3 separate regions of the Homo sapiens genome follow, and regions 2 and 3 are each linked to region 1. Evidence: read pairs that join two places in POLR2A ChIA-PET (ENCODE). Cell type or tissue: GM12878. All regions are shown on one strand. Links, peaks and the distances in the headings refer to the core of each region. The heading gives the core; the rest is flanking DNA. Region 1 overlaps GALM (galactose mutarotase). Region 2 overlaps HNRNPLL (heterogeneous nuclear ribonucleoprotein L like). Region 3 has its middle 43 kb from the start of LINC02613.

Region 1 (5,514 bases), core at 272-5,271:
ACCACACCAGCTATAATTTTTAAATTTTTTTGTAGAGATGAGGTCTCACTATGTTGCCCAGGGTGGTCTTGAACTCCTGGCTTCAAGTGATCCTCCTGCCTCAGCTTCCCAAAGTGCTACGATTACAGGCGTGAGTTGCTGCACCTGGCCGGGAGTTTTATTAGAAAGAGAAATGTTACATACTGTTCTGAAAGAACGCTCATTGGCACTAAAGAAACTTCTGGGAGCTGGCAGGCTCTGACTCGTGAGTGACAGCAGCAGGTGAAACTAGTGTTAGAGTCACAGCAGGTCATTTTAGCGATTACTAGGGTGAAACTGGTCTCAGGGTTATAGCAGGCTGTTTCAGCTTTGCAGAAAAATCAATTCTTGGAGCAGGTGCTATGTACCCTAACTGCTCTTTTCCCCCGGCCTCTCAACTCTGAGTTAGTTGGGTATGACAATGACCCAGTTTGTATAACCAACTTTCACATATATCAAGTGATGTGTCTATAAGGAAAGTGAGGTCCTAAAGGGCAAGAATTGTGCCCTATTTATCTCTGTACCCTCTGGGCATGAAGCAGAGCCTTTCGTTGATTGAAAAACTGATGAATGAAGGCAGGAGAGGCAGAAAAAAACCCAGAGGCAACTGTGTATATTGTAGCATCTGGTGACGAAGAATGAAAGATCTAGAAAGGGGCTTAGGAATTCCCTCATCCCGTCCCCTTACTTTGCAGATGGTGAGTTTGAGCCCCCGGCAACTGAAGGGACTTGCCCGAGGTGACACATCTGCATAGTGTCAGAATCTCCACTCAGGCACTTTCCACCTCCCTCTGGAGTGTCCGACTTGGTCACAGCCCCTTACGCCCCCAACCCCGACAGTTGCTCTTGATTTTTCTCACTAAGAATTTAGAAAATGAACATGCAGTTTTTCTAGCCTTGGTTTATCTGCATATATGACTTTGTGCTTTGGTGCTAAGAATAGAAGGAGCTGTCAAAATAGCTCTCAGCAATGCTGAGTGTTCAGGAAAAAGAAGCGGAAATGGAAGGGGTACCCTCAGACAGAATGTCACATCCTCCAACTTTAGTTCTGAAGCCACCAGAAAGCCAGGGGTGTCGGCAGGGAGAAGCAGTTTCTGAAGAGGATTTCTTATTCTCCTGGAGGCCAGATGGGTGTGTATTAAGGTCTGGGCAGCAGTGCCTGGCAGATGAGGGGCTCTGACCCAACAATCTAGGGTTACAGCTCTGGGCCAGAGGAGCAGCCCATGCCCTATTTCAGAGAATGTCTGACTGCAGACAGCATCAAGGGCCCACTAGAGGTTGTTTTCATAAATACAGAGACCAGAAACTGCATGATGACAGCTGTGGAGGGTGTAGGGGGTGGGGTTAATCAGGGTTGGGTTTATTAGGAGCACACAAGAAGGAGGGAGGGGGCAAGAGAGTTGAGTGTGTGCAAAGGGGTGATTCTCATGACGGACTTCTTAGTAGAGACAGGGTTTCACCATGTTGGCCAGGCTGGTCTCGAACTCCTGACCTCAAGTGATCCAGCTGCCTCCGCCTCCCAAAGTGCTGGGATTACAGGCATGAGCCGCCTCACCCGGCCCGCATGATGCGCTTCTGTTCTAGGTGGGGGGGGGGGGTGGGGGGGGGAAGGGAAGGCATAGTTGGGGAGGGACAGTGAAAAGGTAGTAGTTATACCAAAGAACTGTATGTTCTTGTGGTGCTGAAGAATTATTGGAGCTGAAAGACATCTAGAATAGCGATCATGGAAGGTTGCAAAGACAGGTCATGACAAAGTCAAAGAAGTGAGCAGCTGAGAAGGGTGAAGGACAAGATCATTGGATGAGTGGATCTCAAGCTGAGTGGACCAGGCGCGGTGGCTCACGCCTGTAATCCCAGCACTTTGGGAGGCCAAGGAGGGCAGATCCCTTGAGCCCAGGAGTTCAAGACCAACCTGGGCAACCTGGTGAGATCCCGTCTCTACAAAAAATTAAAAAATTAGCCAGGTGTGGTATGGTGCACACCTGTGATCCCAGCTACTAGGGAGGCTGAGGTGGGAAGATCACTTGAGCCTGGGAGGTCAAGGCTGCAGGGAGCCATGATCATGCCACTGCACTCCAGCCTGGGTGACAGAGTGAGAGCTCGTCTCAAAAAAGAAGCAGAGTGGTCAGGGTATCACCAACATGGATAAGAAAATAATCAAGGATTATGACAAGAGTGATGTTAGAGTGACAGTAAGCCAGGAAGAGGTGGAAGTGACTGGGACGGGGGATGACTTAACAAAGAGAGTTCATGAGGGTGTTACTCTAGCCACTACAACTGCCTCATTTTTGCAAGAAGATGAAGTAGATCTGATCACTGGAAATAGGACTTTATAACATTCCAGATCTCTGTCACAAAATATTAAACCTTCCTCTTTCTATTTGCATTCTTGACAGAGTTATAATTACCTGCACTCTGAAAGTGAAGGAAAAACTCACTGCCTTCACAAAATCCATCTGCCTTGATTCATATCTCTTGTCTTACATAAGAGATTCACACCCACATTCTATTATGAGGAATTTGGCCTTTTCCCCATGACTGCTTGTGGCAGATTGCATTCTTCAAAGATGGCCACAGTAGTCTAGATCCCATCCACATGCTCTCCTTACAATGTGATGTTGATACTTCTTCACTGAGCCGTGGAGTCTGTGTTTCCTCTTTTGAACTTGGATGGACCTTTTTAACCACCTTAACCAAAAGAATGTGGCCAAGTAATGCTGTGTGATTTCTGCAGCCAGGTTATGTAAAAGGCTCCAGCCTCGCCCTCTCTCTCTCTCTCAAGACATTTGCCCTTGGAGCCCTGCCACCATACTGTAAGGAAGCTCAAGTCACGTGGAGAGGCTGTGTGTGGGCTGTTCTGGCTGACAGCCCCAGCAAGGCCTCCAGCCAACAGCCAACATCAACTGCCAGACATGTGAGTGAACAAGCCTTCTGATGATTCCAGCCCTGTTCTAATCTTTTAAGCTGAGGCCCTAGACATCATGTGCAGAGACAAGATGTGCCCTGTCTAAATTCCCCGCCAATAGAAACAATTAGAGATAATAAACGAAGTGCTGGAGTAATTTGTTGTATAGCAATAGATTGCTAGTATACTGCTAGCATCTAAGAGGTGATGTTTTCACCTCCTAGCACTGACTTCACAAATTCTGACAGGAGACTAATTTTCCTCCCTGGCTCCTCCTTGCCCCCACCCACAGCCTTTTTTTTTTTTTTTTTTTTTTTTTAACATAGAAGTGCCTTCACGTGATTATACCTTAAGAACATTAATCCTTGCAATTACTTTTGGATGGGGAAAAAACAAACACAAATTTGTTAGTTTACCAATTTTTGAGCATTTTCTATGTGCCAGGCATTAAACTGACCTCAGAAAGCCTAGAATCTGGTGGAAGAGACAGATTAAAACAATAAAAATTTGTTTATTTATTTAGAGACAAGGTCTCACTCTGTCACCTAGGCGGAGTGCGGTGGCATGATCACAGCTCAATGAAGGCTTGACCTCCCTGGGCTCAGGTGATCCTCCCACTACAGCCTCCCGAGTAGCTAGGACTACAAGTGTGTGCCATTGCGCCTGGCTAATTATTATTATTATTATTTTTTTTAGTAGAGACGGGGTTTCACCATCTTGCCCAGGCTGGTCTCAAACTCCTAGGCTCAAGCAATCCACCCGGTCAGCCTCCCAAAGTGTTGGTGTGAGCCAACGCGCCTGGCCAAAACAATAAACATTTACAGGAGAGTGTGAGACATGCAAGGAAAGTGAAATTCCTAAGGCTCTAGGGGAGCAGGGAGCAGCATCAAACTCAGCCTCGGGGGTCACTAAAGGTTCTCTGAGGTGTGACAGATCCTAATCTTTTTTTTTTTTTTTTTGAGACAGAATTTCGTTCTTGTCGACCAGGCTGGAGTGCAATGGCGTGATCTCGGCTCACGGCAACCTCCACCTTCGGGGTTGAAGCGATTCTCCTGCCTCAGCTCCCAAGTAGCTGAGATTATAGGTGCCCGCCACCACACCTGGCTAATTTTTGTATTTTCAGTAGAGACAGGATTTCACCATGTTGGCCAGGTTGGTCTTAAACTCCTGACCTCAAGTGATCCGCCCACTTCAGCCTCCCAAAGTGCTGGGATTATAGGTGTGAGTCACTGCACCCAGCCAGGATCCTAATTTTTTTTTTTTTTGAGACAAAGTCTCATTTTGTTGCCTAGGCTGCAGTGCAGTGGCGTGATCTCGGCCCACTGCAACCTCCACCTCCCAGGTTCAAGCAATTATTTGCCTCAGCCTCCCGAGTAGCTGGGATTACAGGCACCTGCCACCACGCCTGGCTAATTTTTGTATTTTTAGTAGAGACAGGGTTTCACCATCTTGGCCAAGCTGGTCTTGAACTCCTGACCTCGTGATCCACCCACCTCGGGTTCCCAAAGTGTTGAGATTACAGGCATGAGCCACCGCGCCCAGCCAGGATCCTAATCTTGGAGGGTAAATTGGGATTGGCTAACTGACGAGGTGCAGGAGAGAACATGCACAGGACTGGCTCCAGCCACCAGTGAAAGTGCAGCTGTAGCACAGGCAAGACACATTTATGCCACACACATTCTACAGGCTCCTAGCGCTAACTTAATTTTGAGGGGGAAGACTGAAGAAATGGGGTAGAAAGTGAACTGGGTCTATGAACTTCTGACCAAGCACTGATTACAGGAAAATAGCTTTTTTTGTAATATTTGGCCATGAACACTCTCTCACCCGGATGAATTTTAATTAAAAGCTTTTAATTTCTCATGATCTGAAGTCATTTTTTCCCCTGCCTGGTGGCCCTCATGCCTGACTCTCTGAGAAGAGGAACAGACGGTAATGATGCTGTAAGAGTCGTTGACTCTTGACGTTCATTCATTTTTAGACTCTTCCTTCCCAACAGATCCTCTTTCTAGCCCATCTTCACACAACCCAGTAGACAGTGCAGGAATAAAACCACAGTCCTGCTACACTCCTCAGCACAGGTCCATCCTGTTTATAATAACAATTAAAAATTATTTTAAGGGAGAAAAGAAAAAAGAAAGGAAATCTGACATAGACTTCCTAGAAAAATTTGGGAAATGAGTAGGAAAGAAATTTTCTCCAATAATTTTTTCTCCCCTAAAAAAGAAATACTTGGGCCGGGAGCAGTGGCTCACGCTTGTAATTCCAGCACTTTGGGAGGCTGAAGTGGGCAGATCACCTGAGGTCAGGAGTTCGAGACCAGGCTGGCTAACATAGCGAAACCCCGTCTCTACTGAAAATACAAAAATTAGCTGGGCGAGGTGGTGGCACTTGTAATCCCAGCTACTTGGGAGGCTGAGGCAGGAGAATCACTTGAACCTGGGAAGCAGAGGTTGCAGTGGGCCGAGATTGCGCCACTGCCCTCCAGCCTGGGCGAGAGAGGGAGATTCCATCTCAAAAAGAAAAAAAAAAAAAAAGAAAAGAAAAAAAGAAATACTTGTACAAATATTAAGCATGTTATTTGGAAACTG
Region 2 (5,361 bases), core at 1-5,000, 160 kb after region 1:
TTAAAGCATTTTCAGGATAGCTATTTATAGTCAAGATGTATCACAGTTTTGTCTTATTTACCCGTCCCCCCACTGATGAACAGTCTGGTTGCTTCTGTTTGTTTTTTTCTGTTATTGTAATAAACATCCTTATAGTTGCACTTTTTTATTTTTAAATTTTTTTTTATTTTTAATTTTTTTTTTTTTTAATAGAGACAAGGTCTCACTGTGTTGCCCAGGCTGGTCTTGAACTCCTGAGCTCAAGTGATCCTCCTGCCTCAGCCTCCCAAAGTGCTAGGATTACAGACGTGAGCAACCACGACTGGTCAATAGTTGCACTTTCTAATGTGTGTTTGTAGGACAGTTTTTCAGTAGTGTAGGGCATGAAGGTTTATAGTTAGGTAAAATGTTGCTAGATTGTACTTTATAAAGGTTGCACCAGTTTACGTTACCAACCGTGATATATGAAAATATTCATTGCTCAGCACTCTTAGCAACACTGAGTGTTGTCAGATATTCAATTTTTACCAGTATGATAGATGAAAAATGGTATTTGGTTGTTTTAATTTGTGTCAAGTCAAGTGAAATTGTTAACCTGTTTGTTTGTCTCCATAATAGTAACAATGGCCTTTTTGGTTTTTTTTTTTTTGGTTTTTTTTTTTTGAGACGAGTCTTGCTCTGTCCCCCAGACTGTAGAGTAGTGGCACGATCTTGGCTCACTGCAACCTCCACCTCCCAGGTTCAAGCGATTCTCCTGCCTCAGCTTCCCAAGTAGCTGGGATTATAGGCACCCACCACCACACCCAGCTAATTTTTGTATTTTTGTTAGAGACGGGGTTTCACCACGTTGGCCAGGCTGGTCTCGAACTCCTGGACCTCATGATCTGCCCACCTCCGCCTTCCGAAGTGCTGGGATTACAGGCGTGAGAAAACTCAAGTTTAATTTTTGAAACTTTTTGCTGTGTAATTTACTTTGATCCTGGATCTCCAGGGTATTTAAATAATAGGGGAACATTATTGGGTGTGGTGATGAATGATGGTTTAAAAAAGAGAAAAAAAAACAATGAATGATTTATGGCTGGAATAACATCTGAAATTTGCTTTAAAATATTCTAGCTTTCAAAACTGTGTGTGAAGGGTAGGTAGATAAAGTAAGACTGACAAATATTGACAATTATTGAAGCTGGGTGATAGGTATGTGGGGATTCATTAAACCTATCTACATTTTTGTGTATGTTTGAAAATTCCTAAATAAAAAGTTAAGTAAGAAACACCTTTTTTTTTTTTTTTTTTTTTTTTTTTGAGACAGGGTCTTGCTCATCTCCTAGCCTGGAATGCAGTGGTGCAATCACAGCCCACTGCAGCCTCGACTTTCCTGAGCTCAAGTGATCCTCCCACCTCAGCCTCCCAAATAGCTGGGGCTATAGGAGTGCAACACCACATCCAGCTTATTGGTGTATATTTGTTTATTTTTAAATTTTTTTTACATGGAGGGATCCTGCTGTGTTGCCCAGGCTGGTGGTCTTGAACTCCTGGCCTCAAGCAGTCCTCTGGCCTCAGCCTCCCAAGTTGCTGGGATTGTAGGCACAAGCCACAGTGTCGGCTTTCTTCTCATTTTACTTTTAGTTAAAAGAAAAAAAAGGAAATTTTATTAAGTAGTCAGGCTTAATTTTTGAGAGAAAGTTTTAAAAAGCTTTAAAGTTATATGAAATACCTTAGAGACAGTATATAGATTATAAACTGTTTGGAGATAGGGACAGTTATGTATGTTTTTATCCTCTGCAGTGTCTTGTACACACTTGTTGATGCATATGCTTTTCCTTACAGGAATTTTTTTTCTTTAATGAACTACAGCTTTTAATACTAAAATTGTGATACATTAAGATAGCAAAACTGGTTCTTTGCTTTGATTTCTTATATATGTAGTTGAGGAAGAGCTGTTTCTGCCTGGTCTGAAAAATTAAAGGAAAGAAAAATTTACAAAATGGAAATATTTTTGTGAAGTATACCCAGTTGGTTTGTTTTTTTTTTTTCAGTAATTTCAAAACTTATGTACCCCATTGATGAAGAGAGATTTAATACTAGATTTCCTGGAACCTTTTGGGATCATAGATGTCTTCATGTACATTCCAGCTTTGACCTACTTCCCAAGCTGTATTTGAATTGGCTTTTATAGAGAGTTAACTGTTGGCAATATTTTTGCAATGTGAGCTTTGCTGCTTAATCCTGATACTATTTATTCTTTAATGATGAATTCACTAAAAAAAATTGAGTGCCAGACAGTGTTGAGAACAATAGAAATGTGGCAGTGAACAAAGTCCCTGCCTTCATGAGCTTACCTTCCAGTAAATATGAATAAAAATCTTTCCCTTACTTTACTTAGAAATTTTACTTTTTTTTTTTTTTTTTTTTTTTTGAGACGGAGTCTCACTCTGTCACCCAGGCTAGAGTGCACAATCTTGGCTTGCTGCAACCTCCACCTCCCAGGTTCATGCAGTTCTCCTGCCTCAGCCTCCTGAGTAGCTGGGACTACAGGCGTGCACCACCACACCCAGCTAATTTTTGTATTTTTAGTAGAGGCGGGGTTTCACTTCATTAGCCAGGCTGGTCTCGAACTCCTGACTTCAGGTGAGCCACCGCATCTGGCCAATTTTACTTCTTTATATTCCTGCTTTATATTCACCATATTTCTTATATTTAGTATAAAAAGGTGAAGTAATTTACTCTGATACTTCAAGGTGATCTTGAAAGTTTGATGAAGTGAAATATTAACTGTTTTTTACTTTTTACAGATGGTTCCAATCCCTATACATTGAAGCTTTGCTTTTCTACATCATCCCATTTATAAGAAGAGAAGAGCATGTTAGAATTTATGTTCACCTTTATTACAATTTCAAAGCTACACTTCATTAAAAAAAAATCTAAAATGGTTGATCTCATGTTGCCTTGCTTACTTTAAGATCCTGTTCTGTAATAAACATATTTTGCCTTGAGTAAATTTGTTGTAAGCTTAAATATTGAATTGTTTTCATTTTAAGATAGAATATCATAATGTAGACTATCTACAGCTTCATTGTAGATTATACAGATATATGATTTCTAACCTTATTACTGGAATTTTTCTTCCACAGTAAAAATATATTTGCATTCTTAATGCTAATTATCTGCAAGTATTTTTTCATTGTGTAAGAGATTAATGCAGGTGAAAGTATTGCATTTTAATATAGAATTCCTATTATATGTTTAGATGTTTAAGTATGTTGCAGTTACTCATATTAAACATAACTTGTATATTTATTATTTTAATGAAGTTTGAGAATAACGTTACATATGTTGAATTTTAAGTACTACAGATTTAACTGATTTTATATTTCTGAAAGGCTAACAGACATGGATACACGTGTACAGTATGCATTCAAACTTATTTAAATTGGTGTATTTTTTTTTAAGTCACTGTCCATTTGTATTGACATGCCTCTGTTTCTAGTCCAGTTTGGAGATTTTATAAAGTTATAACAATGAGTTAATGTGTTCATTTTCATTTGTTGCATGTGACTTAAATACAGCTAGTATTTGGCATTGAGATTTTAATAGAGGTTATAATTAACAGTTCCTCTTATAGATAATAATCTGGGATCCATGGGTGGGCTTCAGAGAATCTGTGTACCCCCTAAAATTGTATGTAGAATTTTGGATATTTACATTTTTATTTTTTAACTCTTGGATCCATCAGTAATATGTATTTTTCTATATGGTACAAGATTTAAGGATCTAATTTTATTTTTATTCCAAACAGATAGCTATTTGTCTCAATACCATTTATTAAACATTCTTTCTCCCACTGGATCTGTTTTTTTTTTCTTTTTAAGATAATAGATTTTATACATAGGCAAGTAAGATTTAAGGACCAAACATGGTATTAAGAGACTATAGCACGATTGTTACCAAGTTCACAGCTTTTTTACAATAGAAAAACTGATGTGGCCATTTTGTTTTCATCTTTAAAAGAAGGGAGAATATGTGTCATCTACCTAGAATAACTGATATCAGTAGTTGACAATATCAGTTTTGTAATCCTGACACTTTTAAACAAATTTGTAAATGAAAGTTCCATTTAGATCTTTTGTAAAGACTTTATTTTAAATTTTAATATAAAAAATCCTTTTAGAAATAAGGCAGGCATTTACAATTTTAGAGCTGTTTAATAGGAAGTTTAGATGGAAACTAAACACACATTAACATTTATTTCCCCTCATTTTGATGGCAGTGGACCAGCATTTAGCCCTCTAAAGATAAAGAAAAAATTAAATTTAATCTAGAAGTATTTTAGACCCTTATCACAGAACCCAGTAAGTTATGCCAAGGGTAACTGTGTGAACTGTGTTCGATACTGGGCTATGTATGTTTCTTATTCATTGCCAATTTAATACCTAAGTTTATCTAACTTTACAATAAAGCTTTTTTTCCCCTATAAATACTTTTCTACCTCTTTTGAAAAATTGAAATACCTTAATTTTGGTTTATGTAATAGTTGTCTACGTTCCTTCCTCCTCTGAAAATTAATGTGGGTTGTCAGAATTACAGACTTTTTAATGCCTAAGATTTTAAGAAATAAACCTGTAGGTGTTGGCAGGACTTATTTCATTTAGATTTTAATTAGTTTAGATGTGTAGAAATGATTTTTATCTGTAAGGCTCTCTCTCCACCAAAATAAGTGAATTGTTTGGGAGTAAACTAGTTGGTAAGTTGGGCCTTGCTGATAGATTTATACACTGGTGTGTAAGCCCTATACTGCTGCTGTCACTAATGTTTTTGATAGTTTACTTAGGCATGACTGCTGTTAATGAAGTTTGCTTTGTGAATACTCTCTCTTTCCTTAGCCTTGGCAACATTCTTCTCTGTGCTATCTTTATGCTTTTAGAAGAACTAGAAAAAGCAGATTTAAGAACTGTAAAGAAATAATACTAGCTTTGAGTTTTTAAAAAAAATATTGAAATCCCATCTCTGTATCCAAATCCTACTACACATTTGATAATAAATCTGCCAAACTGAGTTATGGAATATGAGCTGCCTTTTAAAATCCTTATTCTCCTGCTGAAGGTGTTACCTCACCAAATAAAAATATTTGCAGCTGCAGCCAACATGAGACTTTGCAAACATCCTAGTGATTTGGTTATCTCAACTATGTCTTGAACAGAACTGAGAAGAGGGGAAAAAAATGACTAAATGGGGTGAGTTGTTTCATATTTTCTTTACAGATAGGCTGCTACAGAACTGCAAAGTAGCTATCAGTGATACTTTCTCTGGAATAAAGAAATTTTGATTGTAGAACATTCTCCCATACTTAGGAATCTGAAGCACAAGGAGCTTTGCTTCACTTAA
Region 3 (5,514 bases), core at 181-5,180, 160 kb after region 1:
CAAGGTTTGAGTGAGCCTCATTGACTTAGCCTCATCACTCTTAGTACCTCTTAATAAGGGCAGCAGGTCCTCCTAGAGGGGTATTTTGACAGTTTGTAGGGGTGTTTCTTCAGTGGTTAGGGGACACTGCAAACAATTTGATGGGTAGGACCAGGAAGAATTATCCCTTGTCCTGCATGACTTTCTGATTTCCTATCAGATACTTAAATAGGTAAAAAACCTGTTTATAATGATCTGATCCTCGAGTCTGACTTTTTAATATATTAATGCAAAATATTTTTGTGTGGTTTTAATATGCAGTACACTGAATTTTTAGCAATACAACTACCTTATAAATCAAGGAAATAATGTTTAGAATGCTTTCAAGAGTTGTTCGCCATTTTGGAAAATTATATCATCAACATATTATTGGGATTGCCATTATAATACACAAGGGTCAGTTTTCATTTGTAGCTGTCACATTCATCTCTGTCTTCTGTTGTAGCCGTACCTGAGTATTTATGTATTACAACGTACATTTTATCGTAAATTTTATTTCTCCCTTAACAATTAAGAGTTTTATTTGGTTTTTCTTTAAGTTGTGTGTGTCTGTGTGTAGGTAGGTATTATCTAGGAATTTTATTTCAGCAGAGTAAAAGGATATCAGATTGGGTGGGGAACCATTGCTGTAAACAAGGTAATAATCTGATTCTGTGTTGAACAGGTAACCTAGGTTGATCCAAAGAGAATGACACCTAGGATTTGTTGAAGAATGGATGAGGAAGTGCTCTCGCTAAGGGGTGTGGTCTGCCTGTGTAAGGTTAGGCCTGGGACTGTTATAGCCATTTTGCTGTCTTGAGGGAAACTACCTAGTAGAGAAAAATGGAATACACAGTGGAAACCACCTTGAGCATAGGCTAGTTTGGTATTTCGTGCAAAATACACCCATCTTCAGAGTTCTCTTTTGAGTTTGAAAACACAACCTATGTATTTTAAGGGTCTCCATTTGCCTAAATCTCATCTTTAGCAGTTTAATCTACAAACAGCACAATCAAATGAAAGCACTGACAATTGTTTGACAAAAGGCCCAATTTTTTTTTTTTTTTTTTTTTTTTTTTGAGACAGAGTCTCACTGTTGCTCAGGCTGGAGTGCAGTGGTGTGATCTCCACTCACTGCAAGCTCCGCCTCCTGGGTTCACACCATTCTCCTGCCTCAGCCTCCCGAGTAGTTGGGACTACAGGCGCCCACCACCACGCCCGGCTAATTTTTTTGTATTTTTAGTAGAGACGGGGTTTCACCATGTTAGCCAGGATGGTCTTGATCTCCTGACCTTGTGATCTGCCCACCTCGGCCTCCCAAAGTGCTGGGATTACAGGCGTGAGCCACTGCGCCCAAAAAGGCCCTATTTTAAACATGATTTATCTTTGTCTTTTTGCCAACCGTAGGCTTTATTTTTTTTGTAACTCTTTTATGTTTAAACTTTTTGTTTTGTAGAGATGGGGGTCTTGCTATGTTGTCCAGGCTGGCCTTAAACTCTTGGCCTCAAATGATCCTCCCACTTTAGCCTCCCAAAGTGCTGGGATTACAGGCAAGAGACTGTACCTTGTACTCTTCTGTCAGATACCACAAAGTTTAGACATAGATGTAATATTTATGGACACTTACTGAAAGTATTGTGTGTTGATTTGTTAATGGCTCGTTTAAGAGTTTCTAAAATTTAATGGGCAAAAATTACATATATGGGGTATAATGTATACATTATGGAATGGCTAAATCAAGTTAATTAACATATCCACTGCCTTACATACTTATTTTTTGTGGTGAGAACATTTAAAATCAACTCTAGGGTCGTTTAATTTTTAAGAGCAGAAAGCTTATTTATATGTAACTTAGAAATCATCTCTACTGTATACATTAAACCCTTGTAAGTGATACAGAACTGCTAATAAAGTAAAATTACTGAATTAGTGGCAGTCTCTGATTTGGAAACTTTGACAGCTCCCTTGTGGGGTGACACAGTAATCAGGCTAAGCTACAGAGCAACCTTGAAAGGTTTGCTTTGAGTTGAGTTGATAATTGTAATCTGGTCATCATTTATTTTTTCCTTTTTTTTCTCCCTAGTAATACCAAAAGAAATTAAGAAGCAATGTTATTTTTTTTTTTTTTCTGGGAAGTAATCATAGTTTAATGAGAGCCCGGAAAACAGTAAATGGCCTGAAAGACTTTCGTTGTTACCATAATTTTAGTATAGCTTATTAAATAACAATACCAGTGGTATAGCTTGGGAGTGTGAAACTTGATTACAACTTAACGATTGTGAAGTTTAGGTTATTAAGGTGATTTTTGGATGTGACTTTATGTGAAACACCCTTTTCTTCGGAGAGTAGGGGAAGAAAAACAAGGTAGATAGATAATGCCGGTGCTGCACGGGGATATTTAGCAGTGCTTCTCGACAGTTAGGAGAGTAACGTTTTATTTTGTGGGGAGATGATTTCATGACTAGCAAAAAGGATCATGTGGGGAACTTTTAAAAAATACTGATATCCCAGATAATCTGCAGAATCTGACTTAGTTGTACTATGTGTGTATATATTCAAAACAAATTTTATTATCCATTGATTTCCATTTAAAATATTTGATTTTTGATGTCACAAAGCATGAATGTAAAGTAGATAAGATTATTTTCGTTGCAGCTTAGAAATTCAAAGAAATAATGACAATTTTAAACCAAAAAACCTTCAGTTTCTACAAAAACCATATCAGAAGTGTCACTTGCAACGATTTGGCTTCTTGGATATTTCAGTCATTTATTCCAGCTTCTATCAAGTGCACTTAGTATGCCAGACAATACAAGTTCAGGCAGATGGTTAGCTTTAAAAAGTCAGTAGGTTAATTTGAGCTTAGAAGGGAAGCAACGGAGAAATGGCTAAGCCTTCTTTCTAAATATGAGGCAGACTATTTCCTAAATTCTTAAGAGGAACTGAAAATTGATTAGGGAGTCTTTAGTCTTTGAGTAATATAATCTGAATCTTTTAGCTTTTATGAATTCCACTATAAGATGAAAAAATAAGGTCAAGGAATGATCAGCACTTGTGGTGGAGGCGCGAAGGCTGTATAATCATTCCGTTTCACAAATTGGGGATGAGAGACCCAGATTTTTTTGATCTGCCCAAGTTTAACAAAGTAAACGGGGATATAATGACTTGAATCTAGATGTTAATACTCAAAATCTTACACAAAAGCCCTTTTGAGTCATTGAAATAATTGGCTTTTCTCAGTGAGTAGAAGTATTAGCTGTAGTAGCCTAAGCAATGTTAACTGCTTTGGTAAATGATTAGAAAGCAAAATTCTGGTTGCCAGCTGGGGGTAATGGAGGTGTGATTGCTATTGGCTACAAGATATATTTTAGGTGATTAAAATGTTCTGAACTAGATAGTGGTGATGGTTGTACACCTTGTGAATGCACTAAATGCCACTGAATTGTATACTTTAAAAGTTAAAATAGTAATTTTATTTTGCTACAGTATTTTACTACAGTAACAAAGTAGGTCTAGCCCAGCAATCCTTTCCTTTAAATAAGGGCTAATATGGGTCTGCAAGGCTTAAATGTAGCCGGTTAGATACATTGGGGAAGGTGTGTAGGGAGAATCTGTTGAGTTAGTTCACTCCCACACCAGCAGGAGATGGGATCCTGAGTCTGGTTTATGATTGTATTGCTAGGGTGGCTGGCTACTTCTGGTCACCTTGGACTATGGGACAAGAGATTAGAGCCAGGGAAGAGAGCCCACTGAGGTCTTGTGCACAGTGAACGGTTAGGAAAGAGGATTTGAGGGTGGGGAGGGGATGATTCCATGAATGGAAAATAGAATTTCTCTTGTGTTCCTAAGCCTGAGTAATGCTTTGGTTGCTTAGTTTACAGACTTTATCCTAACTAATTTTGAGCTACTCTCACTGAGTCTCAGCCTGCAGGAGGATCTATTCATGAATATACTCACATTTTCTTGAAAAATTAAGAGACTATTTTAACCAGTTTACCCAGTTTCATTTAGACTTTGGCACACATGCTAACGTATATACATAGCTGCTTCAAAGTCTTGAAGAGGAATTCAATAAGAGACTGATTTATATAGACAAAAATCCATAAAAACAAAAATTATGTGTGCAGTGTATTTATAAATCCTTTAGAGGGTTTTAGGAATCTTCTGGAAAAAAAAAATGTAAAATGAGATAGCTAATGCGTGTTGTTTTATGCACCTGTATGATACATAATAAAACCTCAGATTTTTCTGCCTAACAAAATTGAGAGGACTGATGCCAGTATCAGCCACCTCAGTCATGGTAGAGGTTTTCTTGCTAGACTGTTAGAAGGGTAAGTAATATTTATATGACTGTTGCCAATACAAATTCAAGCTCGTCCTACAAAGACCTAGTATGATCACTTATCCCACAATATTTCTCAGCAAGGCACTAGTATTTGAGCCAAAATTTCCACCACTTGACCAAAAAGACTAAAATAGCTCCACACCTGTTGTACCTCCTCCTGCTGTGTAATAACCCTTTGCTCCCTGCAGTTTTGCTTCTTAAACACTCGACTCAGGATCAGTAAAACCTGTTATTTTTGTTTATTTATGTTTCTGAGGAAGGTAAGACTGCTTTGGCAAATTATTGCCATTATGTGTGAATGAAGGCCACATGGTTTATAAACTGTAGAGCAAGACACTGAAAGTGCACAGGGAATAGATGGAGTCCCATCCTCAACCTACTTGCCACCAGGTGGGACACATGGGATGGAGCTCAGGGCCGTGTAATGGGTCATGATGCTCTTCCAACGAAGAATATGTGGCAGGGTACAGCGGAAAGGGCAGAGACTGAGGGGCAAGGCCTGGATTTTAGTAACTTCTGTCACTATTTGGTCTTGGGCAACCCATTTCCTAGGTCTAGTTCCTCATCTGTATAATGTAGAAGTTAGGCTACATGGCATGGTTTGTTAAGAATGCAGTTCTATTCCATACTTTTTCTGATTCTTTTCTGGCTCAGCAGTTAACACGTGTGGTAAGGGGCTGCTGAAGTTCTTTGGATAAAATAGGTAAAACTGCTATTGAGTAAAGGTTTTATTCTTGCCTGAATTATCCATATAGGGTTCTTAAATTGATCAAGTTAATATAATATTATGTTTGTTACCTAGTAAGTTTGCATTTTAGCAACAATCTTAGTGAATAAAAGAAAGGATCAGACTGCCTGCCAGTTGCCTGCATCATGAAAAATGCTCATGTGAGGCTCCTTAAAGCTGGTAGAGGTCAGAGAGAGAGGTCGGACTGGGAACTTTGTATCCCAGTCTATGGGAAGATAGCTGAGGAAATGGTTGTTAAGCAGCAGTGGTTCCATCCCATGGGATTCCCAATTGACATCAACTACCTCCTCTTAGTCAAGTTATGGGTAAGGTGGATGGGGGCAGGATATAGATAGAATGGGTTGCTATGATGCAGGGAGTGAAATCAGTGTTTGCACACCTAGGTATTGGATTTGGATATCTC

The links. Peaks named below come from ENCODE experiments on the same cell type or tissue, not always from the same donor. Only the 100,000 strongest peaks of a DNase experiment are listed, where the experiment ranks them.
Region 2: POLR2A ChIA-PET joins it to region 1 with 7 read pairs; 7 of 35 experiments call an interaction of 5 or more read pairs at or near these places.
Region 3: POLR2A ChIA-PET joins it to region 1 with 6 read pairs; 10 of 35 experiments call an interaction of 5 or more read pairs at or near these places.

What each region holds. Positions count from the first base shown.
Region 1 is chr2:38,718,143-38,723,656 of GRCh38, reverse strand. All of the region lies in intron 4 of GALM (galactose mutarotase), which reads right to left. All of the region lies in intron 1 of LOC124905993 (a long non-coding RNA gene), which reads left to right. Among named protein-coding and RNA genes, the nearest start is that of SRSF7, 30 kb to the left of the region's middle. RefSeq lists an enhancer at 534-583 and a silencer at 1,374-1,433. In GM12878, for the core only: no CTCF peak of the experiment used is centred there; DNase peaks (open chromatin) are centred at 424, 734 and 2,666; H3K4me3 peaks cover 952 bases; H3K27ac peaks cover 640 bases.
Region 2 is chr2:38,561,648-38,567,008 of GRCh38, reverse strand. It overlaps HNRNPLL (heterogeneous nuclear ribonucleoprotein L like), which reads left to right. Exons shown (of 13, transcript NM_138394.4): 13 at 2,772-5,040. The coding sequence ends at 2,827. Among named protein-coding and RNA genes, the nearest start is that of HNRNPLL, 39 kb to the left of the region's middle. In GM12878, for the core only: no CTCF peak of the experiment used is centred there; no DNase peak of the experiment used is centred there.
Region 3 is chr2:38,555,587-38,561,100 of GRCh38, reverse strand. No RefSeq gene overlaps it. Among named protein-coding and RNA genes, the nearest start is that of LINC02613, 43 kb to the right of the region's middle. In GM12878, for the core only: no CTCF peak of the experiment used is centred there; no DNase peak of the experiment used is centred there.